Regions from separate parts of the Mus musculus genome. Here all the other regions are linked to region 6. Evidence: chromatin loops called from intact Hi-C (ENCODE). Cell type or tissue: left cerebral cortex. All regions are shown on one strand.

Region 1 (4,000 bases), 360 kb before region 6:
TTTATATTTTTGAAAATCTGACCACCCCTACAGATATAAGGAAATTTCATTCTCAATCTAGCTGTAGGATTTGACTCTGAACAGAAATTCATGCTTAACAAGACAAGAAAGAAAGTTGTACTTGAGAAAAGTAGAAGGCATGCCAAACACTGATGAAGCCTGGATGTCTCTGACACTTTTGACTTATTTACTATCAGATGGTATAAAGAGAGAATAAGTCCAGGAAACCAGAATCAAACTATATACGGTGCGCTGTCCTTGGAAGGGTACCAGCCCAGCATATTGGGTCTCAAGACTCAGAACTGGTCAATTGTGCAAGCACTACCAGTTTTCTTGTTGGGTGATCTATCCAATGTTCTCATGAAGAACTCTAGAAAGATGTTACCTCTTCCTATAACAAGATAACAGGGATGGTTATTATGATATCTCCAACAAATTCAGTCAGATCTCAGCTTCCCATTGCAAATGACTAATGAACAAGTTCATTCCTTATTCTATGTACCTCTTTAAGCTCATCATGATAGTAGGGGGGAAATGTCTAGTGGTATTTTTAAAAACCAGAAAACATGTAGAATTGTATTCTTAGAAAACCAGAATAGCTTTAGGTCTGACCCATCTCTTTCTTTTGACAAATTTTTACCAGGCTTGCTAAGGGAGACTCTCCAACTGTCTTTCCCTGTGCTTATTCTGTTATGCAAGCTTCTATAGTCACTAAGAACCAAAAAGAAAGAGAAAATCCTTTTTAAAATGTCATCTTCCTTAGGAAGACTGTCACTTCCTCTTTTCTCCAATGACTTGTTTTTTCTGGAGAGATGCTGTGTTTGTTTACAAATATCTCAGTCTGGTCCAGGTTCTTAGCTAGAACTACACAAGGGAATGCATGGGCTGCAGACAGAGCTGGGTGAGGAGAAGCAGACTCCTGAACTGGTCTAAGTGAACTAACAACTCAATTTCAGGGACACAGGAGAATTACCAGACAGGCTCTTGACTACAGAGCAGAGCCTTGACTGTGTATTTTGCATGCATTTGTGCCACTACCAATCTGTCTGTTTGGAATGCAATAGTCCAGCTCTTTTGCTGGAACAAATGTATCCAGGAGAAAAAGCAAGTGCACCCCCAATTAGGACACATTCATGAATAACATAGCAAAAGAAATTAAGGTTAATGAGTACCAATCTATTTTCATATTATATTGCTCCAGTGACTCAAAGCCATGTAGCTCTTAGTTTGAAAGCCCATCAGAGAAACCATGATATCACATGAAGTTTCCATATTATTTTTGTCCAGAGAATTATCAGTAATAGCAACACATTAAAGCCCTTGGGCATCATTGTGAACAAAGTTTTCTAAAGAGAAAAGTATTGGTTCAATCACCCTTTGACTCCTCCCAGAGGAGACATTTAGGTCATCTCAGAACAAGAATTCTAAAGACACCCATACTGTGAGTGGAAAGGTATGCTAAATAATCCCTGGGGTTCCACCTTTTCTACATCAGTACCAAGGAGGGAGGGAGGGTGGATGAAGGTACAACTGAGAGTAGAGAGGGAAAACATCGTTGGCTATGGGATGAGTTATACTTAGACACCTTAAGGAGGTTAGAATAACATGGCTTGATTTCTTTGGAGAGCTTTCCCTCTAAGGGGCTCAACCATAGCAGTTTCAAAAATCTTCTCAGGTTTGAGAAAGCAGCCACTCTGACTTTGTGTTTCAGGGCAGAGTGAGTTCAATCAATTCTTTCCTTTCCAGCAGTTTTAAACTTTCTTTCAGACTCTTAGGCCATGGTAACAGTATCATGGCTCTAACCTCGTCCTTACTCAACCAATGTTCTGCAACACATTTACAATCTAAGTCTTAGGAACGGTCCTTGATCTGATACATACCCACTTGACTGAGGACTGATACAAAAAAACTTATCCTTGCCCTTGTTCAGAGTCAAAGCCAGGAACTCAGTTTATATTTGATACATTCTGTTATAGTGGCTCAGTCCTTTTGAACAAGGAGTATCATCCAGGAAGACCTAATTTACTATAAGCAGTAGCGCTGTGACTTGAACTTGGCTCTATGGACTATTACATCCTTTGTCATTCCTGTCAGATTATCTACAGACCCAACAAGAACCTGAGGATTTCTGGTCCAGATTCGGGTTGGGGCAGTAAACATTAGCCATGACTTGAAGAGCTGTTAGGAAAAACACTTTCAGAAGAGAACTTGAAAAAGTTCTCTAGGGGCCAGGTCACGCAGGGTGTTTTCCATGGTAACTGTAGCTCCCCCTGCTGCCCAGCTAATGGTGACAGAGGGCAGCTCCAAGAACCAGTAACTCTAGTAGCCAGTTAGCTCCAGAAGACAGAGCACCTAAACCCATCAGTCTGACACAAAGGCAATGAGCAGTTTGTGCAGACCTGCAGTGCCTGTTTGATAGAGCATGTATTTTTACAATGGCACCACCAAATTATTGGTTAAAAATCAAACAGACCAGCAGCAACAGGATTTGTTTTCACACAATAGTGGTACCCAGAGAGGTCTGTGTTCTTTCCATTCATTGCCTATTTCAGGAGACATTGCCCTCAGTGTCGTCTAACATTGTTCCTAGCAGCTTAACCCAGGGGAAAGCTGCATAATCCATGTTTTATGTTTAAGCTCTGAATGTGGGGGTTTATCTATGAAAAATATAGAGACCTATGGCATTGCCTGGCAGTGTCAGAGAAGCCACCGATAGTCATGTTTCTTTGAGTCCCACCAATATCATTTTTGTTAAAAAGCTTCTATTCTCTATCATGGGTATATATTGGAACTACCAGAAGAATTTTTAAAACTACTGATTCTTGTGGCCAATTTTTGGGGATTTAATTATCATGGGCTATGGCTTGAGAGTTATCTCCTACAGCCAAGCTTAAGGTCACGGTTCAAGGTCTCTTCACCATCCATTGAAATCCAGTGTCTCCAGGGAAGGAAAAGAACTGCACAGAGGGAATAGCTTGCTGCAGTGTCAGAGCAGTTGTGGACCATAGGGAATATCTCACTGTCTGTGTGTTGTCCTGAGAGCACCCGAGCCAGCCAGAACGTCTGAGACTCTTGGGTTCTACCCAGACCTACCAGCTCATAGTCTATTGGAACAAGATCTCCCCGTGATCTGAACAGATTCTGTTTGGGAATCTCTCTCCTCTCTCTCCCCCTTCCTCCTGTCCTTCCTCCATTTCCTCCTTCTTCTTGCTATGGGTTCTTGGAGTCATTATACTGTAAATAGTTCCTTGGATATATCTTTCGAGGTTGGGGGTAAAGGTCCCAGGCCTTTATTTCAATAGTCCTTCCAGATCGAAATCTTCCTAAACTTCAGCATATTTTGTTTGTTCGTTTGTTTTCAGTTGTTAGCTTTAGTTTGAGTTTCTAATGTCTGTCTCAACTCACAAGCACACTTTTCACAAGTGCTGACAGACTACAGTGGGCCTCTTATACAGTCTCTAAAAGTATTCCTTATAGGGCTGGTGCAAAAGCCCTGTCAGGACAGGGTCTGGTCTGCTGTTGAGACAGGATCAAACTCTGACAGCATCTTTGGTCCATCACAGCCTTGGGAGCAAATTTAGAGGACGATTGTTAGTTACTAAGGACTCAGAATGAAATGAAAACCAATCCTCCACCAGAAGCCAGTCATTAAGGTTAGCAGTGCCCCTTAAGAAGAAGGGGACACTGGCACTGTGACCAGGTTCCCCCGAAAAGCAATGCAAATGGGGTCAGCTAAAATGTGGGAGACAGGATCGGCTTTGCAAGAAAAGGAAGCAACACAGTGAGTGCTTTAGGGAAAGGAATGGATCTCTATGGGAACTGCACTTCTTCCTGTCTCCCTCACGCATCCCACTTCAAAACATATAGTGAAGCATGAGTTTTAAAAGATTCATATTGAGACAGAAACATTACAGAATCTCCGTTGCTCTCTTCACTTTTTTTTTCAGTCTTGTTTTCTTTCTAGAGGCACGGAGTCCTCTTTATGATGCTTTTATGTCTA
Region 2 (4,000 bases), 970 kb before region 6:
GGATTGTACTCCCCTAATTCCAACAGAGTCATTCATTACTATGAATAAATATTCTCATATTTTCATCAGTTTCTTTGGTGAGCAAATAGAAACTAGTATTATATTTAAAACGACACATTTCATTATAAAACTACAGAGTAAAAAAAAAACTTAATTACATCAAGACTATAATTAAAAATGACACAGAAGTTGCAGTTTAGATTGCTCAAGATTTCTGAATTATTAGCCTTCCTTTTTACCAAAAACAGAGATAACAAAAGGTAAAATGAATTACATTGTATGGTTTTAGTTCCTTTTTCAATAAGTAGCCGTTTCCTTTGTCTTGGGGAGGTGGTAATTGATTTTAAATAGGATCACTGTTTTTGACAGAATGTATAATTTTAATATACTCAGTAGTAGTGACTCAGGTACATACACATTGCCTCATGTATACACTGGTTTTTGTACCTATTATTAATTAAACAATATAAATAATTTTATGGTTGGGGTCACCACAACATGGGGGACTTTAAGAAGGTTGAGGGCCACTGCTTTAGAAGGTCTGAGGGAGCACACGGTAGACTCAGGCAAATAGTCTGTTAATTGCTTTGCAGAATATCACTTGTGCTTGGAGATTGTTGACCGACTTACATATGTCTGGAGACATCGTCACTTCAAAGAAATCGTCACTAAGGCCATATTCCTAAATGAAGATTTACCAATAGATTTGGGGTGTAGTTAAAGTTCTGCTCTCCTTATAAACACCAACATGGGGGAAAAGGGTCTTTTTATTTATTTTTAACCATTCTAATTAAAGTTGACTGGCGTGAAAATAACCCATGCCTGCCCCTTTTTCCCCATCACCTTTCCCACCTTCCCTGTCACTGCTACGAGCTTCACAATGTCCTGACAAAACAGAAAAATTAAAAGCAACTTCTATCTTCAATTATGTGTGCAATTACAACAGTCTCAGTGCTGTTTCAACATGGCCACTCTCGTGTTTTCTTCAGCCATGTTCTGTTTCATTTCAATAAAAATCAATTTCTTCACTATGGTTTTAATTTCCTCATAAGATACACGTTAGGCTAGGTCTTTCTATCTAAAACTAAGTAGCATAAATAATTAAATAATTCGGTGGGATAGTTACCACATATAATCACTGAGAGTTTTTTTTTTTTTTTTTTAAATGCTGGAATAAAGCAACTGCTTCTTTTATCACGTGAAACAGTTCTTTCTCACCCCTCCCTTTCCTTCTCTTTCTTTCAAAACAGTTCGTTTTTGAGACAAAAATCTCATGTGGCTTAAGCTGTCTTGGACTTTTCTACACAGCCGAGGATGACCCGGAGTTTCTGATTCTCCCATGAGCTCCTTCTGAGCCGCAGGACCGCAGGCGTGCGCTACCACACCCGGTACGAGACTCCGGATCATACCTGCGGTACCAACGCTCGACCAACTGAGTTATATTCCCTAGTTCCCGCCTTGCTTTTCCCTTCTTCCTGTTTTCATTCCTCTTCTTTCCCCTTTTGAGGGTCTTGGTGGCTACAAATTTCCCAGGTCAAGCGGTCTTCCTTCCTCAGACTCCCAAGTGTCTGGGATAATAGGCACGGATGAGCAGTATCAAAACCTGTTCAGTTTTAACTCCTATTCTTACAAGCTTCAGCGTTCCTGGGTCCTAGTTACTGCACTGTGTGCCGCACACCCAGCCTAGAGAAACGCAACCCACCAGCTAGTCTACCTTAGTGTTTAGTTCCCTCACTATGGCAACTCTACTGGACCTTTGGAGTTCTAAGGATCTCTCTGATGGCAGAGTAATGGACAATCATCCTTGTAAAATGTCCTTTCTAAACAGCCTCCAATCAGAAACCAGCTTTGCACTGGCCTTCTAAGGGCACAATCTCTTCTCCTTTTCCTCATCAAAGAGCTAGATGCTTATCTTCAACTCCTGCCTATAAAGTCCAGGAGTAAGACCTTAGTTGAGAAGATGAAGTACAGAAAAATAATTTCAGGGCAAGTAGGGAAAGCAAAGGCTTTATCTGGGATCCATTCGGCTCCTATGTTGAATAAAGCCCCTGAAACGGGTTGTGTTTCTTTAAAAAAAAAAAAAAGTACCGGAGTTGTATGTCTCATTTTAGATAACTGGCTGAATGGTGACATCAGCAGGTCTTCCCAGGCCAACAGACACAATGCAACAGTATTCGGAATGAGTTAATTTTACTTTACATTACAATGATTTCTTGGAGCTATTTTTATAATGGTCTGAACACTTGTATTATATGTACCCTTCTCCAGCAGGGACTTGTATAGCATTTTTGAGTGTTTAGGATCACTGAAATCAGACTGGCATTGGTTTTTCTCTCAGTCCAGGCGCTTTTGAGAATACAGAGGGGAATCTTGCTGCTACCTGGAAGAGACAGGGATGTTTGGAGAGTAAAGGATGCAGAAATAAAGACTACCCAGAGGTGGCGCTGTGGTTAAAGTACACCTGAATTTTGATTACAGTGACTGCATTCCCTTCCTACTCCTCAAAGATGTTAGCCTCTACAACCTTTGAGCTTCTGTAACCACAGTGAAGCAAGATTTCTGGTAATATATCCCCGCCCATTCCACTTTACTGGAGTGTGTGTGCAGACTTCACACACAATCCGAATCAAAACACTAAAACCACCTCTAAAAGTTTAGGCCCCGGGGTAGCCTGGAGACAAAAGTTCAAAGTCCCATCTTTCCGACCCTTCCCCTTTCCTTCCCTCCACAAAGACCACCCAGACCCTTAGAGAGTCATTTAGTGATACCTGAGCACATTCCCCCTTAATTTACAACATTTCATTTTAGAATTACATATTCATTTTCATGTTCATACTTTAGGAAATACCACAACTCACCATGATTCTGTATGATATGTGTGCTGGTTTTTGTTTTTGTTTTTTTTTAAATCATTTTAAAGGAAAAGAAAATAAAGACCTTTTTTTTTTATGTACAATAAGGGGCTTGTACAGGTATGGAAATCTTCCCATATGATGTATTTTAATACAACAGTAGCCATGAAGATCTTGTGCAGGCCCGAAATCTCAGAGGGGAAGCAGAAGTATATCTACTTCTGCATCTGGTCTTAAAAGCAAAAAATCCCTGATTGCCTAGTTTTGATTGATTTAAATTGTAATGAGTCAGAGATGAACCCAGATATTACAATGTCTTATATCTTAAAGTGTCCTCTCCTCCTTTGAGGTTATTGTTTTGCTTTGCTTTGGGTTTTTTGTTAGGACAAAATAATAATAATAATAAAAAAACCTCTTTCCTAAATTGGTCTGTTTTCATCATGACCTTCTGCAGCTGTTGTCTGTATAGGACATTCCAATTATTATCACGTTGATTTTTTTTTAATAAAAAAGCTTTTAAGGTGAATGATCATAAGAACACAACGTTAAATACAAATCCATAAAAATAATTTTTAACTGTAGCATGTTAGGAACTCAAGGAGCTAGAATCCAGAAATGAGTATTTTTAACTGGTATTAAAACCACCCTCTTCCTGGTTTCATAGGCAATATTTATTCCTTTGCCCTAATTTTGGCAGTTTAAAGAACCAAAATTCTGCACACAGCTGCTAGGACTGTAGATTTTTTGCCTGATTTTTCTTCAACTTCCTTTCTTCCAAGCTTCTCCCACAAGACTGGTTTTAGTTAATGATACTTAGCAGTACAGCTTTGCACTTCCATGATAATTTCCAACAGAAAAATCTCTCTGGAACTTACTATTAATAATCAACCCTAGTATTAACCTCAGATCGGAGATTTATTAAACCTATTTGGCAGAGTAAAGTTGAATAACTTGATGTTCAAGGATCCAGGCTGAGCTCTGGCCCTGGAAAGAGGCTCTGAAGCTAGCTAGCATTCCTCAAATCTTGGTTTGTACAAGAAACGACTAGTCTTTTTTCAGGGTCGTGAGCTAGCAGCAGGTCTGGCAAATGCTCGCATCGCTTTAGGGGGCTACGAGGGAGCTAGCATCACACCCTCTACACTGAAGCA
Region 3 (4,000 bases), 1.0 Mb before region 6:
TTCACAGATACAGCTAGCCTTGCTTGTCAGCTTGCTTTGGAGATTTCATATCTCTGTCTGAGGCTAGAATTCTGCAGCCATTCATGTGGGTTTCTGAGGATCTAAACTCCGGTCCTCACACATAGATTTGAAGTCTTTTAATCACTGAGTCATCTCCTCTGCTCTGGGGCTTGCTATTTTCATAGTCAATATATGTTCTGAAGAAAACAAACGGGAGGAAAATTCATTATACACATGTCCCCCACACAGTATGTAGAGCACACTGAATAACCTGGCAGTTGTAGCTGGGGCAAGCTCTCCTCACAGCAGTGAGACTGGAAGATGCTTTATAAGGCTCACATCACACAAAAGGCTAGGGCAGGATGTTCACTCAAGGTTTGTTAGTAACAATTTATTCCCTAGTATTACTAACTGATAACCTACGAAATACAAATTAATCTGGAATATAAATTCTGGAATTATCAGGTATTTGGTATTTATAAGACGTATAACCACGACCAGTTATGTGGGTGCATACCTTTAATTCCAGTACTTGCAGAGGCAGAGGCAGAGGCAGAGGCAGAGGCAGAGGCAGAGGCAGAGGCAGAGGCAGAGGCAGAGGCAGAGGCAGAGGCAGAGGCAGAGGCAGAGGCAGAGGCAGAGGCAGAGGCAGAGGCAGAGGCAGAGGCAGAGGCAGAGGCAGAGGCAGATACCCATGGTTTCAAGGCTAGCCTGGGCTACATAATGAATTCCAGAACACCTAGAAGACTGTCCTAAAGACCAAAACAAACAAAAAGTATAACCACATGAAAGGAATCCTTAAAATTATCTAGTTCCCTATTATACAACGCAAATATAGCCAGCAAGAAGGGTCCTTTACTGTGCTCTCTAGAAATGTGGACATCCAAGCTGTAAGTCTGGCAGCCCCACAAAGGCAGGTTTGGCTGGCCAGGCTTAGTGACAGAGTCCCTTTGCAGCTGTTGAGATAATGGGCCTAGGATCTGAATGTTTCAGAGATGCCACTCAAAGGCTGCTGCACATATCCTTTTGTTTACTGGCATGTGCAAACTGGTTTAATTAACCAATACAGATCACCTCTGTTCAAGTGTTACTTGATTTACTTCACCTGAGCCCCCTGACAGGGTCTTAAGCAATGAGGACTTTGGTCCTCAAGCAGCAGACAAATGAACAACTAAGACCGGGATGGGAAGGGAGATGTAGGCACCACAGAGGAGACATGGGGAGTGGTGGCCACGATGCCACAAACCTGCAGGGGGAGGAGGCAGAAGCTTCCTAGAGTTCTGCGCTTCTCTGCGATCCAGCAAGCCAGGACCTTAGGGTCCGGGGGCTCTGGGTGGCATCAATACCTCGCCTGGGTGTGTGATTTGTACAGTTTGGCTCCTGTGTCATTCACCTTTTAAGGATCTGGCTGTGACATTTCCAAGGAGGCACAAGTCACAGTGAGTAAAGCAGGAAAGGCTAGCCCCTTCCCTCAGCCAATATTGCCTTGCCTGAAACCCTTGAAAGGGCTTGAAAATGAAGCAAAACCATCCCTCTTTGCAGTTCTCCCATGTCTCAGTACACACAAGCATCGTAGGTAGTTATAGCACTCTGTTTTTTTTTTTGGGGGGGGGGAATATTTTCTTTATTTGCATTTCAAATGTCATCCCCTTTCCCGGTTTTCCCTCCGGAAACCCCCTATTTTATCTCCCCACCCCCTGCTTCTGTGAGGGTTCTCCCTCACCACCACCAGTATCCACTCCCGCCTCCCCGCCCTGGCATTCCCCCACACTGGGGCATCGAGCCTTCACAGGACCAAGCCTCTCCTTCCACTGATACCTAACAAGGCTATCCTTTGCTACCTACGGGGCTGGAGCCATGGGTCCTTCCATGTGTACTCTTTGGTTGGTTGGTTTAGTCCCTGGGAGCTCTGGTTGGTTAATATTGTTGCTCTTCCTATGGGATTGCAAATCCCCTGCAGCTCCCCTAGTCCTAGCCAAAAAGGGCTAGGCAGGCTCACAACCAAAAATATATCACACTTTTTAAACCACCTACTAACTGGCAGGTCTGACGAGTCTCGGAATTACGCTTATAAGCAGAGCGCCAGCAGATGGCGCCCTTTGTCGTTTATTGCTGCTATTGCCCGTGGAGAAAAGTGTTTGGCCTGGCTTCTTTCATTTGGGTAGCACAAGTAGTGTTTTCAACTGTTTATTATGCATGAGCCAAAATTCCATGAATGTGTAACATTTTCTCCCGTATTTCCCTTTTTATAACATCATTTAAATTCCGTATTAATAATTTAAAAATGTTCTGGATTTTAATCACTTTTCTCATCACTAAAATATCTGATGAAGAGATTTTTTTCTCCCCCTGCTGAAGGTGACATAGAGGAAATGCTCTGCAAGGAAGGAAGAAGAAAGTCTCACTCTTAAATCGAGCTCACCACCCCCTCGAGTGCATCACCCCATCTTTTTAGTTTAATTGAATAGTATTTATTTAATTAATAAAAAAAATATCTGTCTAGTGCAGGTTTCAGAAATTCAAGGCTAGAATAGGCTGCCATTAATAAAACAAGTTTTTTTTTTTATATCCAAGTTTAATTATGGTGGTGTGTGTTTGATAGCTTGTTACTGTAAATAAAAGGGATAAAGGCAGCCCTTCACTGGAGTAGCTGGAGAGCTGTGAAATATGTACCTAATTAAAACTATTGGTGTAAGAGGCCAATAAAGTGCATGTGCCTACTAGATGTCTTATTCTAATGAATCTCGGCTAATTTGCTCTGACTGATGAATTTCGGTGTTAGTGGTAGGGCTGAATAATTATGAAATTTATCACAAGATACAAGGACTCATTAAGGATTACTCAGGTTGAGTAAGAGGGATGTCTTCTTTGTCAAGAACACAGGCCTTGACCGACATAATTACAGCAATGCCCAAAGAATAGCCTGATTCCAGTCCAGCCCCCAGGGAGTGTTCAAGGCCAGGACTGGGCTTGTGTTTCCAGATGAGATGGGCTGAGCCACTGAGGTGGCCTGAAGACTGTGTGTCACCTCTGGAAGAGACACCTGTGTGGCACATGGACCATCTCATTGGTGGTTTTAACAATGACCCTTCCCTTCCTGTGTTTTTATTGAAAAGGTTTCCCCATTCTTCATGAGGAAAGTGCGGAAGGTTAGCATTCAGCAAGGACACTGCTGTGGGAAGCTCCTGTCTAGTCTCCAAATCCTGGCTTGTCCCCTGCCCCTCTGCTGACAAGTTTTACGTCTCCATGTCCCACTTATTAATTAATCGGAGTTCATGAAACCCTGGCCAGTAGACTCCAAAACCGAGGCTGTGACTAGAGTCTAGTTGTGTTGCCAGCTTCACCTAAGCAACTCCCAGGATGCGCCACAGGTAAAGTATATCTGAGATGGAAATGGAATTCTAATGGTTAATTGTCTGAACATCTTGCCTCATGCTGCTGGGTAAGCAGGCTGCAGGTGGAGAAGACACACCAAGATCCCTCTCCTGAAAAAACGGGACATGAAGTCAGCAAGATGGTGACCCTTCCCTGGGCAGTCAGGGTCCCAGCGTAGGGAAAACGGATCAGTGAAAGACCACTGTGAGACCCCGAATCAGTGTATCTGCCTGGGGACCAGGCAGCAGGAGCCAGTGAGAAGGAGGATGGGCAGCAAGGCCTACTGAATGACATTGGATGGCAGCTCAGCTGGAAGTCTTGTAAGACAAATGCAGACTTATTTTCCCTCCAACATCAGACATGGATGTTCCCAGAGCTGCAAACCAGGGATGGCACAAGGCTCACGGACCTGTGATCTCAGAGCAGTTACAACACTGGGGGTGGAGTGAGGTGGTGGTGGTGGTAGGTGAGTTTTTCCTCTTGCCCACAAGTCAACATTTTGTATAAACAAAGAACTTGGAGTTCTTTGGTTTCAAAGCATAGATATAAGTATATACGTGTATGTACAAACACACACACACACACACTTCTAAATATGATTTAAAATAATGATAAAGTCAACTGG
Region 4 (4,000 bases), 260 kb before region 6:
TCTCAGGATACAGCTGTATCAGGCTCCTGTTAGCAAGCACTTCTTGGTGTCCACAATAGCATCTGGATTTGGTGTCTGCATGTGGGATGGATCCCCAGGTGGGGCACTCACTGGATGGCCTTTCCTTCAGTCTCTGCTCCACTCTTTGTCCCTGTATTTCCTTTAGTCAGGAGCAATTCTGGGTTAAAATTTTGGACATGGGTGGGTGGCCCCATCTCTCAACCAAGGGGCCATGCCTAAACTATGGATATGGTCTGGAAAGGTTCTCCCTCCCCTTTGTGGGGTATATCAGCTAATGTCATCCCCATGGGGTCCTGGGAGGCTCTTGCTTTCCTGGCATCTGGGACTTTCTGGTTGCTACACCCAGTTCCCCATCCCCTTATTGCTACACAGCTCTGTTCAATTTCGTGAACCTCTGTACTTCTCCTCTACCTCCTCCCATATATGATTCTTCCCTTCTTTTTCCTCCTTCCCCTATTCTCTTCCTCCCAAATCCCTTCCACCCTCTACTTCCCTTGATTACTTTGTTCTCCCTTCTAAGTAGGACTGAAGCATCCACTCCTTGGTTTTCCTCTTGAGCTTCATGTGGTCTGTGAGTTGTATCATGGGTATTCCAGATTCTTTGACTAATACCCACTTATCAGTGAGTACATATCATGTCTGTTCTTTTGTGACTGAGTTACCTCACTCTGGGTGATATTTTCTAGATCTTGCCATTTGCCTGCAAATTTCAGGAAGTCATTTTTTTTTTAAATAGCTGAGTAGTACTCCACTGTGTAAATATACCACGTTTTCTGTATCCATTTCTCTGTTGAGGGACATCTGGGTTGTTTCCAGCTTTGGCTATTATAAAAATGGCTGCTATGAACATAGTGGAGCATGTGTCCTTATTACATGTTGGAGCATCTTCTGGGTATATGCTTAGGAGTGGTATAGCTGGGTCCTCAGGTAATGCTATGTCCAATTTTCTGAGGAACTGCCAGATTGATTTCCAGAGTGGTTGTACCAGCTTGCAATCCCACCAGCAATGGAGGAGTGCTCCTCTTTCTCCATACCCTTGAAATGCTCTCATTATTAAAGAAAGTTAACTTGTCTGAGATTTGGTGTAACCGTCAACAATGAGATAAATGTTATCTTAACACATAACTAATAAATGCATGGTGGCGTGTAATTTATATTGCACATGTATTTAAAAAAATCTCAATAGGTACTTTTTTTCCCAAGTAGGATCAAAATGAACAAACAAAAACTAAACCTAAAGCAAATGTTACCAAACAAGATTACAGGGGCACCTCAGGGTTGGGGATGCAAAGTCTTTCTATCATTCTCCCCTAACCTTTAGAAATAAAGCGATCAGTAATATTGCCATCACTTAGGTCCTAGAAAGATAAAATGCATGCTAAGTGTCTGTATACAAAAGCATGACAACATTTCCTCCCCCATACAAAGTCTGACAATATGGGATGTTCATCAAAATGCATGAATAATGCACCCACCCAAAACCTGCTATCATATTTTGACTCAAGATTTCATAGATTCAAAACAATCAACTTGGCAATTTAAACAAGATCTTCAGCAGCAAATCTGTGGCTATTACAACGTAGGATCACTGTCCTGGGTCTAACCTCCTCTCCCTCAACTTCATGGTTTTGGCACAAATGTCTTTGTTCTTGTGGTATCCTCCTTCTATGATTTTTGGCAGGCATATTACATCCCTTCTAAGGCAAAATTATATAACACAAGGATTTAAAATAGTTCACTTTTCCTACTAAGTCTTTAATATTTTTTTCTGGAATTCTATATTCAGATTCTTCTAAATAAATGGCAAGTGAATAAACAGTACATTAAGGAATCTGCTAGGAAAACCTCAGATGATTTTTTTAGTTTTGCTGATTGTCCTGGAAATTTTTATTTCCCAGCATCGTTCTAGAATGTACAAGAGCCACTTAATTCATTAATGTGCTCCAATCCTTCATTGTTCTCTATGTAAATTGCTAAAAGCAACATTTTGTACGTGACATACGAATGTGTTGATTCATAACAGCATATCGCCCCTGTCACACCAGGGATGATTTATTCCCTCATAATCCAACCAAAGAGAGCAGAGCCAAACAATCTGCAAAGTCCAAGTTTATTTATACTGTAGAGCCGTCAATTTCCTGTTGGGTTTGGTATTCTTTTCTCTGAATGATGGGCAGAGAGTGAAATGTGCTATATATATATATGGAAGAGAGTCATCAGTTTGGGAATGAGTTTCCTTTGAAATTATGCCCAAATGAATCATGACCTTAGTCCATTTGGTCTTCTGAAGTTTCCTGTTGAGCATCAGTGGCCATAAAAATCTTTCACTGTCAATAGGATTCGTCACTTGCCAATGGAGCCCCTGTTCTTAAAATACAAAAATCTAAGAAAGATTCACATTGGGTGGCAAGCAAGGTCAGCTGAGTCATCAGTAAAGTGCCACAAAGGGCCACGTGTTTCAGCTCCTTTATGAATCTCTCCACTTCTCCCTAGGATAACAATGGAGCCCTTTGAATAGGTGTCATGCTGAGTAGAGGAATCCTCCTGAATTCACAGAAAATGCCAGGTCTTTGCTTCCCAACTCCTCACCTAATACAAGGATTCATTTTATGATTTTTGGAGTCAATAAATGACTGACTATTATCCCAAGTCAGGGATCTGTATTCTCCTTTTTAGCATGCCACTATGACAATAGCAACTTCGAACCTGACTATCTGTCTATCCTGGACATTGTACACGTTCCCTTTCATAGGATGCTAAATGTAACATCTTTCATTTCTGTGGTTTTAACTTTCCATTCTTTGTCAACAGTTACTACAGAATTAGCAGACAATAGGTCTGAAATTGAGCTGGAGTAAAAGAGCTTAACTTAAACAACTACATCTAGAAAAATTCATTATTTATTCACAAATTTTTCAACAGGGAAGCCCATTAGAGAACTACCTCTCCTTGTTCTATGACTCACAGAAAGCTACGGGAAAGTGACAGTAGTTGTAATTTATTGTGAACTGTTTATAGATTAAGTTTGCCAGTGACCTATCACTAGAGTCAGGCAACCTTCACTGAACTTACTGGATTTCTTTGTCTCTTTCTTGAACCAGACTGAGAGCATCATCACAATAGATGCAGAAGAGCCTACAGAATCATCATGGTTTAGAAGAAAGAATGTGTACTCTCACTTTCTGTACAAACTGAGAGGAACTAAGATTGGTCTACAAAGGGGCACTGGGAGGGACAGAAAATTAGAAAGTCCAGTAACCAATTTGATTGTAGACTTGTTTGTCCAAAGGATGTAGAGTGCTGATCCAGGAGCTGCTGGGTGGCTTCCACAGTGGATAACAGCAAGACAGGCCATGAGAATGAGAAAATGGCTTCTAGGAGAAAGAGGGCTGAGAAACTGGAGGGGTAATGAGGTAATGAGGTAATTTGTGTATTGAGAGATCTCTACCTGTTGTTATTTGGAGCAAGATCATTCCTATGTATTTAGAGAGTAAGTAGTGGGGTTCTCTCCAGTTAGTATCTTTCAGTAGGAAGGAAAAAAAATACAACTTGCTACTTAGCACTCAATCTCCAGACTTGCCTCTACTTTGACGATAATAGGATCTTTAGGAGGTAGGGAAGTAAGTGACTAGAGCCTGGCTAGCCACTTCCAGATCTACCAGTCCTATGAAGAGTTATCATGCATTTTCTCTCTGAACTCTATTATGCCTTCCTAGTCATGACTGACAGAGCCATCAGAAAGCATGGACTCAAATCAACCCTTTGTACCCTTAAGTTCTCCTGTCAGATATTTTGGTCACAAATATGCAAAAGAAATTAATATACCCTCAACTGGTGGCCTCTGCCCACCTGAGTTGTTTAAGTTCTATGAAACCATCAGTATTGCCCAGGAGGCTCTGTTTGCAGACAGCTTCTATTCTATAATTAGGGTCTGTGCACAGGTAGAACAAACCTAAAGAGCGATACCTAGCACTATCTA
Region 5 (4,000 bases), 1.1 Mb before region 6:
TGAAATTATCAAAGACATTTTTCAGTTGCCCCTTCCCTGCCCCCCCCCCCCCCGGAAAAACATATGCTTCAGTGCCAACTGAAACAATAGAGAAGAAGTGTTACCAACAGTCTTGTCCAGATGACCCTGCCCATTTGAGATCACCTCTTAATTTCAGCACAGGGGTCACCCCGTGAGTTCTTCTTTTTTTCTTTTCATTTTTCGAGACAGGTTTTCTCTGTGTAGCCCTGGCTGTCCTGAAACTCACTTTGTAGACCAGGCTGGCCTCAAACTCAGAAATCTGCCTGCCTCTGCCTCCCAAGTGCTGGGATTAAAGGCGTGCGCCACCACTGCCTTAAGCCACAGCTTGCCACTCACACGGTTACAAAACTCACTGTCCTTATTGCAGTTAAGGAGATGTGGAAAGCCCTGTGCTGTGATTTGCTGGGCTGTATACCGTAAGGGGACACTGCTGATTCCAGACTCCCGTATTTAATTTAAGCAGTCTGCAATACCTTCTTCAAATGGCTACTTATATAATAAAAATTAACTTGGGATATAAAAAAATACACCATTGTGGGGTTTATGACTTGGTGTGGTTCAGTCTCATGTCTTGGTTGGAAACATCTGTAAGTAATGTGTGCAAGGCTAATTTTAAATCCTGCCAAATATTTTCCATTTAACATTTGACAAACTTGCAGAGGTGGCTTACAGATCTGTACGCTGTTCCCAGGGCCGTAGACCTCTTTTTTTTTAATTTTCTTTTTTTTTAAAGAAAATAACTGTAATTTAAAACTTGTTTTTCAAACACCTTTTACATGTCAGTGCACACAGGCTGCCTCTTGAACCTCTTGAAGATACTGCTGCAATCAATCCACTGCCCCTAAAAGTACTTACCTTGGTTTTAACTTTTGCTTTAACTTCTATGGTAGGTGGGGAGCCAGCAGAAGCCTGGAGAGTTAGTTGGCTGTGCAGGAGAGGATGAGGTGGTAAGAGCCACTGCTGGGGGGGATGGGGAGGGTGGCCACCATTACAGGCATGGACAGAGGAGACAGACTAAGCCCTTCCAGGGCGTCCAGTAATCAACGTTGTGTTTCTTTACTGCTTAAAAACCGAAAGTTTTCACTAATCCTCGAAGGAGCCAGGCCCTCTGATCTATCCATGAATCTGAGCTATAAAACTGGTAAAAGCCAGCCCCTCCTTTGTCCGCTAGTAGGGTTACCCAATAAAACGGAGGGCCCAAAAAATGTGAATTTCAGATAAACCACAAATACCTTTTTGGTTCAAATGCATCCCCGCCAGTATTTGGGACATACTTATATTAAAACTAGAGTGTGGCAGTATCCGGAAGCCAAAGTCATCCGGTATTCGGTTGCTGAACCGGGCCAGCCCTTCCATACCTGGGTCAGGAGGGTTTGCTGGCTGCATCCTATGGGTGGCCTGGATTTAAGCAAGAGGGTGGGCGGAAGCCATTAATGGCTCCCTAGGAATGGGGTGGTCCCTGGAAGATCTACTACGGTGGTTATTAACCCCCCCCCCCCCCCGCGCTATGAATTGCTGACTCAACATCCGGACAAGCGGGGAGGGGGGGTGCTGGACCTCAGAAACATAATTAAACTGTTTCCACGGCTGACTCGAAAATAAAAGTGTGGGGGTGGGGGTGGGGTGGGGTGGGGGGTGGTGAGAGAAACTTGTGGGGGAAGTTAAACAACAAATGGTGAGGTGTGGCGTGAAACCTCAGGGAAACTGTCGGTTTTGCTTCAAGGGAATTGAATTGTGAAACTTGCAAGTTGCGAAATTTCACTCGCTGATGCCTGTGAGAACTGAAGTTTGCTCTAATTGTCAATTAAAGCTGGGATCTAAGGAGCCTTAGGGCGGTGCTGGCCCAAAGGGAACCCGGCGCGGGCGGGATGGATGTCAGTGCTGGCCACTGGGGGTCAGGATAAGCTCGCAGAGTGGCCCTTCGACGGGCTGTGCGGTCGGGAGGGAGGGGAGCGAGGCTCTGCCCTGGGAGGCGGTGCCTGTGAGCCAGGCCTTGTTGGCCTTCCTGGTTGCCGGGAGAGTCAGGTACCAAATGGCCTTTACCAGAGTGCAGTCGGCTATGTGCAGATGACCACGTCCTGATAACAAAAGAAGTATGGGCCTTGTTGAAGATTTTATGAATCAGCGAACAATTCATTTGCATTCATACGGAGACTTAAGACAGAAACAGCCAAGCCTTGAGTGTCTTGTCTTAGAAAAGTTCTAAGAACTTGTTTGGGGGGTGGGGGGAGAGAGAGAGAGAGAGAGAGAGAGAGAGAGAGAGAGAGAGAGAGAGAGAAAGCATACAGAGGGGAAGGGAGATGGGGAGGGAGGGAAAGAGATACAGAGGGTGAAGGAGTGAGGCACGGAGAAACAGAGAGACACAGAAAGACATAAAAAGGGATTAAAGAGAACACCCCCCCCCCGCACCCCCCTCCAAAGTTAAGATGCTTGTGAGCCGCTGTTGACTTCAGATGAAGGTTGCCTTCTTGTTAACCCGGGACAGGACGCAGCCTCAGAAGAGGACGCAGCCTCAGAAGAGTCTCCCACCAAGGGATTAACCACACGGAACAGTTAGGGAATGTGAGGTCTCCGAAGACTTGAGATCAAGGAGTCTAAAATGTTTGTAAGGAAAAAACTCTCAGTGGCTCGGGAGCTTTACCGAGACACTTTAAAGGAGAATCAAAATTGCCCTTATTTAAGAGCTTTGGAGATCCAAATATAAGCCTTTTTTTTTTTTTTTTTCGCCGAGAAGGCCACTCACTCATTTGGTGTGCCTTTAATGCTTACAGGGAACACTGGGGTTCCTATTCGGTCCCCAAACACAACTTTATAATTTTTTTGAGAAGTCCATTTTTCTTTTTTCTTTTTCCCCTTAGTGCCTCAGATTTCTGTTCTATTTGGGGATGATATGTTGAAGGGAGTTTGAATGGCGCCTGAGAGACAAGCTTGGTGTCTTTCAAGTGGCTCCAAGTGCTTGGGTGGCAGGGTTCCTCACATTGGGGATGATGTCAAAGGTTCTCTGATGACAGTCACTTGGTTTAGAGATGATTCATCATGGGCATTTCAGCCATATATCCAGCCATCTTTACTGAGGACTCCGTCTTTGTAGGGCTGGTGTTGAGGTGGGGGCGGGGCATGGTATCTGAAAACAGAATCTAACGGGGTGGCCAAGGATGTGAAGGGACACAGTAAGCCCTTGACTGGCCCAACTCTGTGTTCTGGCCAATGAGGAAATCATAGTTCTTTTTTTCTGGAAGGAGGAGAAGCCACAAGTTTATTTAATCTTTTCTAGGCAACTTATTTTTATTGCATTTTTAATTTCCTCTCCTGCATTACCGTGACCCCTTTCCCTGGCTTCCCACGCCTGTCCTTAATTACTTATCATTAGCAGTGTACACGGGGGCCTTGCTGCATATTTATAAATGTGATCATTAGTACATGGAAAGACAAAGGCTTCTTTAAGACTGTCATTAGTTATTCTGTTTTCATGGAAATGTTCATTAGGAGAAACTACCCACCTGGTTAAATAATTATAATTAAGAACTGGTGATCTCCTCTGCATTTTTAACTTGATCTTCCGTCTGTTTGCAGGAGGCTAAACAAGCCTTATTTGGCTAGCATTCTATCATCTTTCATTTTCTCCAGAGTTGTCAACAAATGCAGAGGCCTTGTTTGAAACGGTAGGTGTTGACTGATTTACAGCGCGGTGGATATAATTTTGGTAATCCAGTGGTTCGTCTCTGAGCCTGCAGACCAGTCGTGGAATGGTTGAGTCACACTGAGTCCAGGAGCTTTGGCTGGTTTTAGTCCTTGGACCTTCTTTGTCCAAGGCTGTCCTGAATCTCTAGGACCAGAGAGATGCTGGGCTTGGCGGCCACTGGCTGTGACTGCGCTGTGTGCCAAGTAAGACAAGTAGCAGTTGGATGGTGTGAATGTCAGTTTTTATGTGTTGCTGACTAGGGTACCCACAGCACCCACTGGTGGCTGCGTCCTTGCC
Region 6 (4,000 bases):
ACTGGGCACGTGTGGGCACACACAGAATGGCAGTCACAGCCAAGCAGCTCTGCTCTTCTTTCTTTCATTTTTCACTCAGGAAGAAGCAAAGGGAGGAGGCAGCACACTTACCTCTTAAAGTGTTTGTTTGGAAATAATATGCAGAAAGAGAAAAACAATCCTCAACTAACGACCGCCTTCCTCACCATCTGCTTAATCTAAACATTAGCATATCGCGGATCCGAGTGAACTCGGATTGCACTGGAAAGGGAGTATTCTCTGTTCTACTTTTTCAGAGCCTTAATGGAGGAGTCAAGTGAGAATTCTCTGTGGGATTATATGGGCTTATGGGCTTCCAATGCATGCATTTAGGGCCACATTTTCAGTCCAGCTTTAACTCATCATAGGAAGACCGGAGGCAAAATTGTGCCTGGCTTAATTAGCGCAAGTACTAATCAAGTACTAATGAAATTTGCCCACAAGCAGTCCTTTAGATGAAGGCACAAGTCTCACACACACACAATTTCCGTATATATCACTTAGCATGTCAGCACAAAAGGAGGGAAGAATTGAACAATTCCTCCCTAAAACTGGCTTCGGGCTAACCACAGGCAAACATCCTCTCTGCCCAGAAGTAACACACTAGTTTCATCAGTGTAAACTCTAAGTCCAAAATCTGCAAACTGTATCCTCGTTTACCACATTAGGCTGCAAATTTATAAAAAGACAGAGAACACCATAGACAAAGACACTTCATTCCTCCTGATTTACAAGCTATTTAAGACTTGAACTTAGGAATGTGTGCATTGTAATATTCTTTAAAATATATAGATGGTCTTTCAGTCTAAAATACAAGTCCATGAGAAGTGGCTAATACTGGACCACAGTCCTAGTCCTGTGAACATAGCATGTAAAAACAAAAACAAAGAAAACAAACAAACAAACCAAAAAAACCCACCCATTTTTCTCTCCTATAGTGATATATCTGGAGTATTGTTTGTTAAGTTTGCTGTTCAGATCTGCCTAAGCATGGGGCTTATTTACAACACAAATATTAATGATGCTAAGGAAGATGTTTTCGATCTATAAATTAAATCATACTAATCGAAGATGTGGTTAGTATATTGAATTATGTGTAAACATACCAAAGTTTCACAAATAAGAAATACTTTTTCCCTGGGGTTATCTATGATACTTGATGAAAACTAAAATTCTGGATCAACCCCTTTCTGAGGAGAGGAGAGGCTGAGTGAAACAGTGATTAACTCTGAAGAGCAAGGAAATCAAGGGAAGACGCCAGGAGGACCCAGTATTGTCACCTCTTCTGCCCACGAGAGAATATTCTTCCCTCCGAGGGCTGTTCCATTTCAGGTGCGAAAGGCTCTCACTTGGGAGAAGCTGAAACTCACCCACTTGAACGGGTGAAGAGCTAGAGGACCAGTTTTTCTCTTTATGAACTATCGACAAACATCACTCAGGAAAATCATCAGCACAGGTAAGGGCTAAAGAAGCAGCCAATTCACACAGTGTCTTCTTCATAACATGAAATTCGAGTGAGGAGGAAGAAAACCACGCAAAACCTGGATAACCTCTGTGCAATTGAATTGTCACCTGTGGTCCCATATAGCAAAATCCTTCCCCAGCAAGTTCATGACTTCGAAATATTAACCTTGACCTTGCCTTGCCTGGCTGTTTCGGAGATGCTTGCTGTTGTCTGGGTACTGTGCTGTACTCATCCCTCCCTAAGCAGACCCAAGTTTTCCCTACAGAAGGGTGGAACGGGAATGGGGACAAGGGCCTTTGTGTCACTAATGAGCTATTTCTTTTCTCAATTAAGCAAAGGTGTGTATGCTATAAAGAGTGCAAATGTTAGATGCTGTAAATGCAACAAGAAAAATTCCTGCAGCCCACCAGACATTAACAAAATTCAATCCCTGCTATTCTTCAAAGGAACCAAGGGCCCCATCTGCTGATGCTTAAATGAACTACAGTAGCAAACAGATTAAAAACAGCTCATGAGGAAGGGTAGCATCCAGCTAACTCTAACTAATGTCTAATAAAGGATCTGAAACTCTATAGGCCCTGAAGGAGTCAGGGAACCACTGTGACTTGGTACTCCTTACCCTCCCTTGTCTGGAGTCATAAATGTGGAACATTCTATGCAGTTAGGATTCATCTCACTTTATTTGAGTCTGCAGTACAGAGGCATCATGCACTGCCTTCTTGGGCCACCCTCAAGGCTGCCTTCACTGTCTACCACCTCCCTACCAGAACACGTGGCTGGAGAAATCACCCCTGTTCCTCCCAGTGATGACTGGAACTGACTGAAGGGCTATGTTAGTCGTGATTTTCATGATGATAAAAGCTATCCAGGGACTTCTCAACCAGGGACAGCCCCAGCACATGGGCTGGAATGCATTCTCTGGGTCTCCTTTTGTTGATCATTTTAGAGACTGAACACACTGCAAAGCATCTGAGAAATACCCAGGCTGGCTTTGCCTAATGAAGTTTCAGGCTCTGGTCACAGACGTACCAACTACCCACTCTTTGACCTTTTTACATGGAGTTCTGCTTACCTTCTAACTAAAAACCCAGAGTGCATGGTCCTTTATTTAAGCTCCTTTGTTTCTGGGCATAGCATTGACTATATCACCCTGAAGGGCAGAGAGAGAATCTTTAGAAGTTTTGTGTTAGGAACACAGTACATTGCATATCCTAAGTATTTGATAAAAACTAATTAAATCAGCACATCTTCAGACAAAGGAAGTGTCTCTCCTACAGTTAATTTCTTCATTTAATTTCTCCACTCTAAGTTGTGGAGAAATATATCTCTCTTATACCTATTTGAAATTTCATGAAGTTTATGATAGACACTGGCAAGCTAAACCCATTACATCAGTGGTTCTCAACCTTCCTACGGTTGTGACCTTTAACACAGTTCCTCCTGCTGTGGTGACCCCCAACTATAAACTTATTTTGTTGCTACTTCATAACTGTAATTTTGCTACTGTTATGGATCATAATATAAATATCTTGTGTGCAGAATATCTGTAATACGTGACTCCCAAAGAGGTTGCCACCCACAGGTTGAGAAGCAGTGTTTTACAGCTTTATTTAGACAACTTCTCCAGATACCTTAGGGATAGTGGTCTTCCTCCATGACAAACAAGCTGATGGGTACTTGGTCAAGATTCTCTGATCACTCCTAGAATAGATGTGAGTGTTCACATCAAGCTTTGACAGCTGCCTCCCCTGTAACATTGGTCACTGTGTAGAAAAGAGAAAAGAGGAAGGAGTGTTGGTTTGTTGTGGTACTATGGAGTTAAATGGCTATCACTGGCTCCTTTGGCTTTAAAGTTTAGGCTTTGGTGGGTTAACTACTTCCAGTCCCATTTCTATGACGATTCCCTAGTCTTTCTATCGAGAAACAGAAACCTGAGCTAGAGCAGTGGGATTAGAGGTTTGGAATACTTGGTGCTCTGCAGAAAACCCATGTTGATTTCTAGCACCGACACGGTGGCACACAACCAACTGCAAATCCATTTACATGTAACCAGATGCCTGCTTCTGGCCCCCAGTGGCACTGTACTAATGTGGTGCATAAGCATGCATGTAGGTGAACACTCATTCATGTAAAATACAAACAAAATAAGAGAAAGAAAGGAAGAAAAAAAAGGAAAGAAGTAGAGAAGAAAGGAAGGAAGTAGAGAAGAAAGGAAGGAAGGAAGGAAGGAAGGAAGGAAGGAAGGAAGGAAGGAAGGAAGGAAGGAAGGAAGGAAGGAAGGAAAGAAGGGGGAATTCATGAAGATCTGCCTATCTGCCTTCTGGGCTATTTTAAGCATTCATTTTGTATTGAAGTCAATGGCTGAACATTATCTGGCTGCCTTTCCACGTAAAAACCATCCCTCTCCAGTAGCCCATCTCCTTCCTTACAGAGCTCTGGACAATCAGCCATATATTTAATTTTTCTATGAACTTTTCTCCATGTCTTTCTTTAGGAGTGGCTCTTGATTAACTCAAG
Region 7 (4,000 bases), 1.2 Mb before region 6:
TGAAGAGGGCCATTTCCTTTCTAGTATCTGCCGTGAATCACAACCCAAAAGGAAGACAGAAAACAGGCTGGGGTGTAGGGGTGAGGATCAGAGCCGCGGCAGAGGTGGGGCTCAGAACCAGGCAACATTGTTGCCAGAGGCTGGGTAGAGTGGGAAATTGGAGGCAGTAGAGCCCCCCTAAAGGGTGGGGTTGGTTGGGGGGCTAGCCTTGGCTGGTATCTAGTTTCGTAACTGATTACACACACTGTGTAAATCTGTCAGCACCGGCACCCACTCAGTTTGCCAGACCTAATTAATAACTACTGTCAGCCCAGAACCAGCTTGAAGCTTAGAGGAGCAATGAGCTCCTACCCGCCCCCAATAAAGGGATGACCTCAACCCTGGAGGACTCTGTCCAGGAAACTCCCCCCTTTCCTTCTCCTCATCCCCAAAGTGAAAATTAGGGCAGCGATTCCTAGTTGGAACTTCTTGAGGTAGAAGAGTCTGATCAGAGAATCTGTTCTCTCTTGTGCTTTGACGGTTCTTTCCGTAGCCGAGCTACTGGGCCTCCCAGGTTCTCCTGGAGGGTTTCAAAATAGTGGGATGGTGTCAAGCCAGGGTTTGAGTAGGTAGACTGTAACTTTTGGTTGCTACCTTACATGTGAGACATGGAAGGGCTCATCTAATTGAGGGCTAGGCAATAGGTCCAGAAGGTCTTAGACATTATTTAGCTCAGTCCACTATGGTGCTGAGTTTGGTCACATGGTGAGTTTGAGGCCTAGCAGTGCCTGGGAGCTTCTGAGCTATAGTTCATTTCCTGTCTTAGTTGGTAAGCTTTCACTTTCCCTTCCTTTACCAAAGCAAGTTGAGGAAGGATTCATTTTAAAGCGGGCTGTGTTAGAGGATCTTGGCTTCGGGGTCCCGTTTCGCATTTCCTCCATTTATTTACTGACTCGTCTGATGTCTTGGGCAGGTTAACTGTAGGGTTAGCAGGGAGGGTAGTTATAGACAAGCAAGGCCCACTTGGCTTGCCACTGTGCACACTTGGCTTGCCCCCACTTCCTTCTTTCAGAGGTGGCCGTTGCTGGACAATATGACCCTTGAAGGAAGAGATCAACTGCCTGAGATAGGAAAGTTTTATCTCTGAGGTTATTGCAAGTGTGCTCCATCTGCTTCTGTCCAGATCCGAACCGGTAGCCAGATAAACTGCTGTGTTTATCAAGGCTAAACAATCGTCAGAATGCAATTAGCCTGGGAGGCCACTGGCTCCCGATAAGCAATGCCTGCAGCTGGACCCTGCTGAGGACCCAGTCCCACTGCTGAGGACACCACACTATCGCTACCCCCTAATATACTCCGAGTCTCTTTTTTCCCTGCCCTAAATTTTAAAGGGGATTTGATGTCCTAACACATTTGTTTTGGTGTTCTTTGCCCATATTGGGAAATAAAACCCAGTAGCTTTTATAGATGGATAAATCCTTTTAAAAGGCCCTTTTGTTATCACTGTGGGGCTTGTGTGCACTAAAACAGAGTTTTAAGGGACCGATGAAACCCTATAATCACAGTTTGCTATTTCTGGAGTGGACCCCTTCCTGGTATAGACAGAGAATCACAGCCCAGAGGGCCTGGGACTTGTCAGAGGAACATGTTTGTGAACTTTGGGCAGATGTGGGTTGGAAGTTTGGTGTGGCCACCGACCTGGGCCTGACCTTGGATAAACTCCTGGAGCCGCTATTTCCTCGTCTGTTCAGGGAAACCCACAATCTGAGCCTCGCAGCATTGTTGGGAGAGAGGAACACCGTTTCCCTTGGTCAAGGTCACACAGATAACCGAGCAGGGCCAACGCCAGAACTCTAAAAGCACATCCTGGCTCCCAGGTTTCATTCTTTCCACTTCAGGGTCTTCTCTCATCTCCCATTTTCCATTCAACAAAGTGATCTTGTCCTTTGTCCCAGAGTTCAGCACACTTCATATGCTGCACCCCCTGATGGCCTGAGGCCCCATTCTGCTCAGGGACTCATGTTTATACGATGACAGCATCTATATTTTTTTGTCTGGATGAATTAATAACCGGCTTGCCATTGTATTGAGGAAAAACCAGACATCACCTCATGGTCTCAGAAAGGGAGTGTCATTTTTCCTGTACCTTCTGGCAAATGTGCTACTTAGATTTAGTGGCAGCAGAAGAGATTTTACACGGGCGTTTGCCCAGCTGGAGAGTGTCATTGGTCTGTCCACAGCCAGGAGACACCCCATTCCTACCCCAACCTGCCTCATAACATTAAAGATTGAAGTTCTGACTCTGAGGTCCTAGATCTGGCCTGAGTTTGAAGCCTTTGCCTGGGCATCCTCTGAGCCTTGGACACTAGGTGGCGCCACAGGAACATTTGAGACACGTTGTCCACTGGCTAGGACGCGCGTGGCCCTGGGAAATCCTTTGGCTTTCCACCAGCTGCCTCTACCAGATTCCTCCCTCCATCCTGTCTTAGGACCTTCATGTGCTGCACTGCTGGGCGAGGGGGAATTCGCCCTGTGGCTACGACCCAGCATTCGAAACACCAATGGGCTAAGCTCTTTTGTCCTCTGTTACCCTCCTCTCCCCGGAGTCGCTCCCTGCCCGATTATTAATTACTCATTTGCTTTGATTGGCATCAGCTAAAGGTTTGCGTGTTGAGCAAGAGGCCGTCAAAACCCCCACGGCTCCTGCGCACTGCCTGCCTGGGACTATGCTGTAGTTGGGGGGTAACAGCAGCCCGGTTGTCACTAGCTTCAGGCACTGTGTGTCCCACCCCTCCCTGATGCCCAGTACACCACTTGGAGTCGGGCTTTCTCAACTTTCTGTTCACTTCGGTTCTCTTTCCTGGGAACCGGGATTCCCTGTTACATTTCAAATCACAAGGTGGTTTCTCCGGGTCACCTGCTGTCCTCTGGCCTTCCTGTCTGCATCACCATATCCTTTGCCCCATTCAGGCAGCTATTTAGACTCCTGGGCCCACAGACTCGATCGATCCCTGCACTCTACTACAGAGCTCCTACTCTTCACTGACGGTCCTCTATCTTCCACTATTGAAACTCTAATCATATTGAGCCTATAGGTCACCATTGTGTTCCTTCAGAATACCTCCCTGCGGAGAGCTGATGGAGGACACACTGGAGTGGAGATGTCTCCCAGCCCACCCCATGCTGCCTTGTCTTTTGTACTCTTGAGAACATGACATGAATTCTGGGGCGGTTGGTACATTCCTGCCTCCTTTAAGCTGAAAGCACACAAGGGCACACTTGTCAGGATGTCGAAATGGTAGCAACTCGACTTCAGAACAGGTTTTTTTTTTCCTTCCCTAGAAATTCTTCTGGATTTATGACATCGGTGCTAGAGCAGGGCTGGGTGATGCTGTTGGCTGGGACCACAAACCCAGCGACAGAATTCCAACACGCACTTTGACTGCGAGATCAAAGGCGTGATAGGCAGAAAACGAAGGGTTGAGTTGGCAGAAGAGAAAGAGAAAAGGAAGGAAGGGTTACAAGACCAGGGATGCCATGTAGCCATCTTCTGGCCTCTGCTTCACCCTTCTGGCCAATCACATGCTTAATGTCTCCAGCATCTGTCCCCTGCCACTACCTAACCCACAGGAAGTTTGATCTATACTAAAATAACCCTAGTGGCAAATCAAAAGGACTCAGTAAACAGTACCAGTTGCTACCAAGTCTAAGACCTTGGCCCAGACTTTTACCAAACTGCAGAAAAATTGAAAGGCACGTTTTATATACCATGTTTTTAATTCGCCCCCAGGGTGGAAGAGAGGCTATCAGAGAGGATGTGGCCATGCATAGGAGATAAAACATGTGAGCATACTGGCTTCCTTATTCCCACAATGGAATTTTCTCCAGATCCTTGCCTTCTGAAATGAGACACCAGATGCAATTGCACTGTGATACCACTAGGGTGACTCTGCCTGTGGCGGCACATTCTTACCATTGCCTTGTGTGGAAATCAGTGCAACGGTGGGAGACCTGGTCAAAC

The links. Hi-C counts contacts between places; a loop is a spot of excess contacts. Peaks named below come from ENCODE experiments on the same cell type or tissue, not always from the same donor. Only the 100,000 strongest peaks of a DNase experiment are listed, where the experiment ranks them.
Region 1: a loop joins it to region 6, with 2.5 times the contacts of the local background. A loop is called at or near these places in 2 of 42 quality-filtered maps.
Region 2: it touches region 6 in a loop (8-fold over the local background); 7 of 42 quality-filtered maps call a loop at or near these places.
Region 3: it touches region 6 in a loop (8-fold over the local background); 7 of 42 quality-filtered maps call a loop at or near these places.
Region 4: it touches region 6 in a loop (3-fold over the local background); 2 of 42 quality-filtered maps call a loop at or near these places.
Region 5: a loop joins it to region 6, with 4 times the contacts of the local background. A loop is called at or near these places in 3 of 42 quality-filtered maps.
Region 7: it touches region 6 in a loop (5-fold over the local background); 3 of 42 quality-filtered maps call a loop at or near these places.

Annotation. Positions count from the first base shown.
Region 1 is chr3:143,597,559-143,601,558 of GRCm38, reverse strand. No RefSeq gene overlaps it. Among named protein-coding and RNA genes, the nearest start is that of Gm33758, 4.2 kb to the left of the region's middle. In left cerebral cortex, a CTCF peak has its summit at 2,278 (motif pointing left); DNase peaks (open chromatin) are centred at 659, 964, 2,264 and 3,802; H3K27ac peaks cover 2,950 bases.
Region 2 is chr3:144,206,200-144,210,199 of GRCm38, reverse strand. No RefSeq gene overlaps it. Among named protein-coding and RNA genes, the nearest start is that of Lmo4, 2.9 kb to the right of the region's middle. In left cerebral cortex, a CTCF peak has its summit at 2,443; a DNase peak (open chromatin) is centred at 2,436; H3K4me3 peaks cover 208 bases; H3K27ac peaks cover 223 bases.
Region 3 is chr3:144,240,321-144,244,320 of GRCm38, reverse strand. No RefSeq gene overlaps it. Among named protein-coding and RNA genes, the nearest start is that of Gm46828, 6.0 kb to the right of the region's middle. In left cerebral cortex, a CTCF peak has its summit at 2,083 (motif pointing right); a DNase peak (open chromatin) is centred at 2,093.
Region 4 is chr3:143,499,692-143,503,691 of GRCm38, reverse strand. No RefSeq gene overlaps it. Among named protein-coding and RNA genes, the nearest start is that of Gm33604, 5.7 kb to the right of the region's middle. In left cerebral cortex, no CTCF peak of the experiment used is centred here; a DNase peak (open chromatin) is centred at 1,556.
Region 5 is chr3:144,379,078-144,383,077 of GRCm38, reverse strand. Gm34434 (a long non-coding RNA gene) reads left to right here and starts at 923. Exons shown (of 3, transcript XR_001784068.1): 1 at 923-968; 2 at 3,595-3,683. In left cerebral cortex, CTCF peaks have their summits at 1,897 (motif pointing right) and 3,977; a DNase peak (open chromatin) is centred at 1,917.
Region 6 is chr3:143,238,904-143,242,903 of GRCm38, reverse strand. No RefSeq gene overlaps it. Among named protein-coding and RNA genes, the nearest start is that of A830019L24Rik, 2.2 kb to the left of the region's middle. In left cerebral cortex, a CTCF peak has its summit at 1,955; DNase peaks (open chromatin) are centred at 1,378, 1,945, 2,187, 3,441 and 1 more place; H3K4me3 peaks cover 358 bases; H3K27ac peaks cover 2,228 bases.
Region 7 is chr3:144,398,284-144,402,283 of GRCm38, reverse strand. No RefSeq gene overlaps it. Among named protein-coding and RNA genes, the nearest start is that of Gm34434, 18 kb to the right of the region's middle. In left cerebral cortex, CTCF peaks have their summits at 2,340 (motif pointing right) and 3,912; a DNase peak (open chromatin) is centred at 2,359; H3K4me3 peaks cover 462 bases.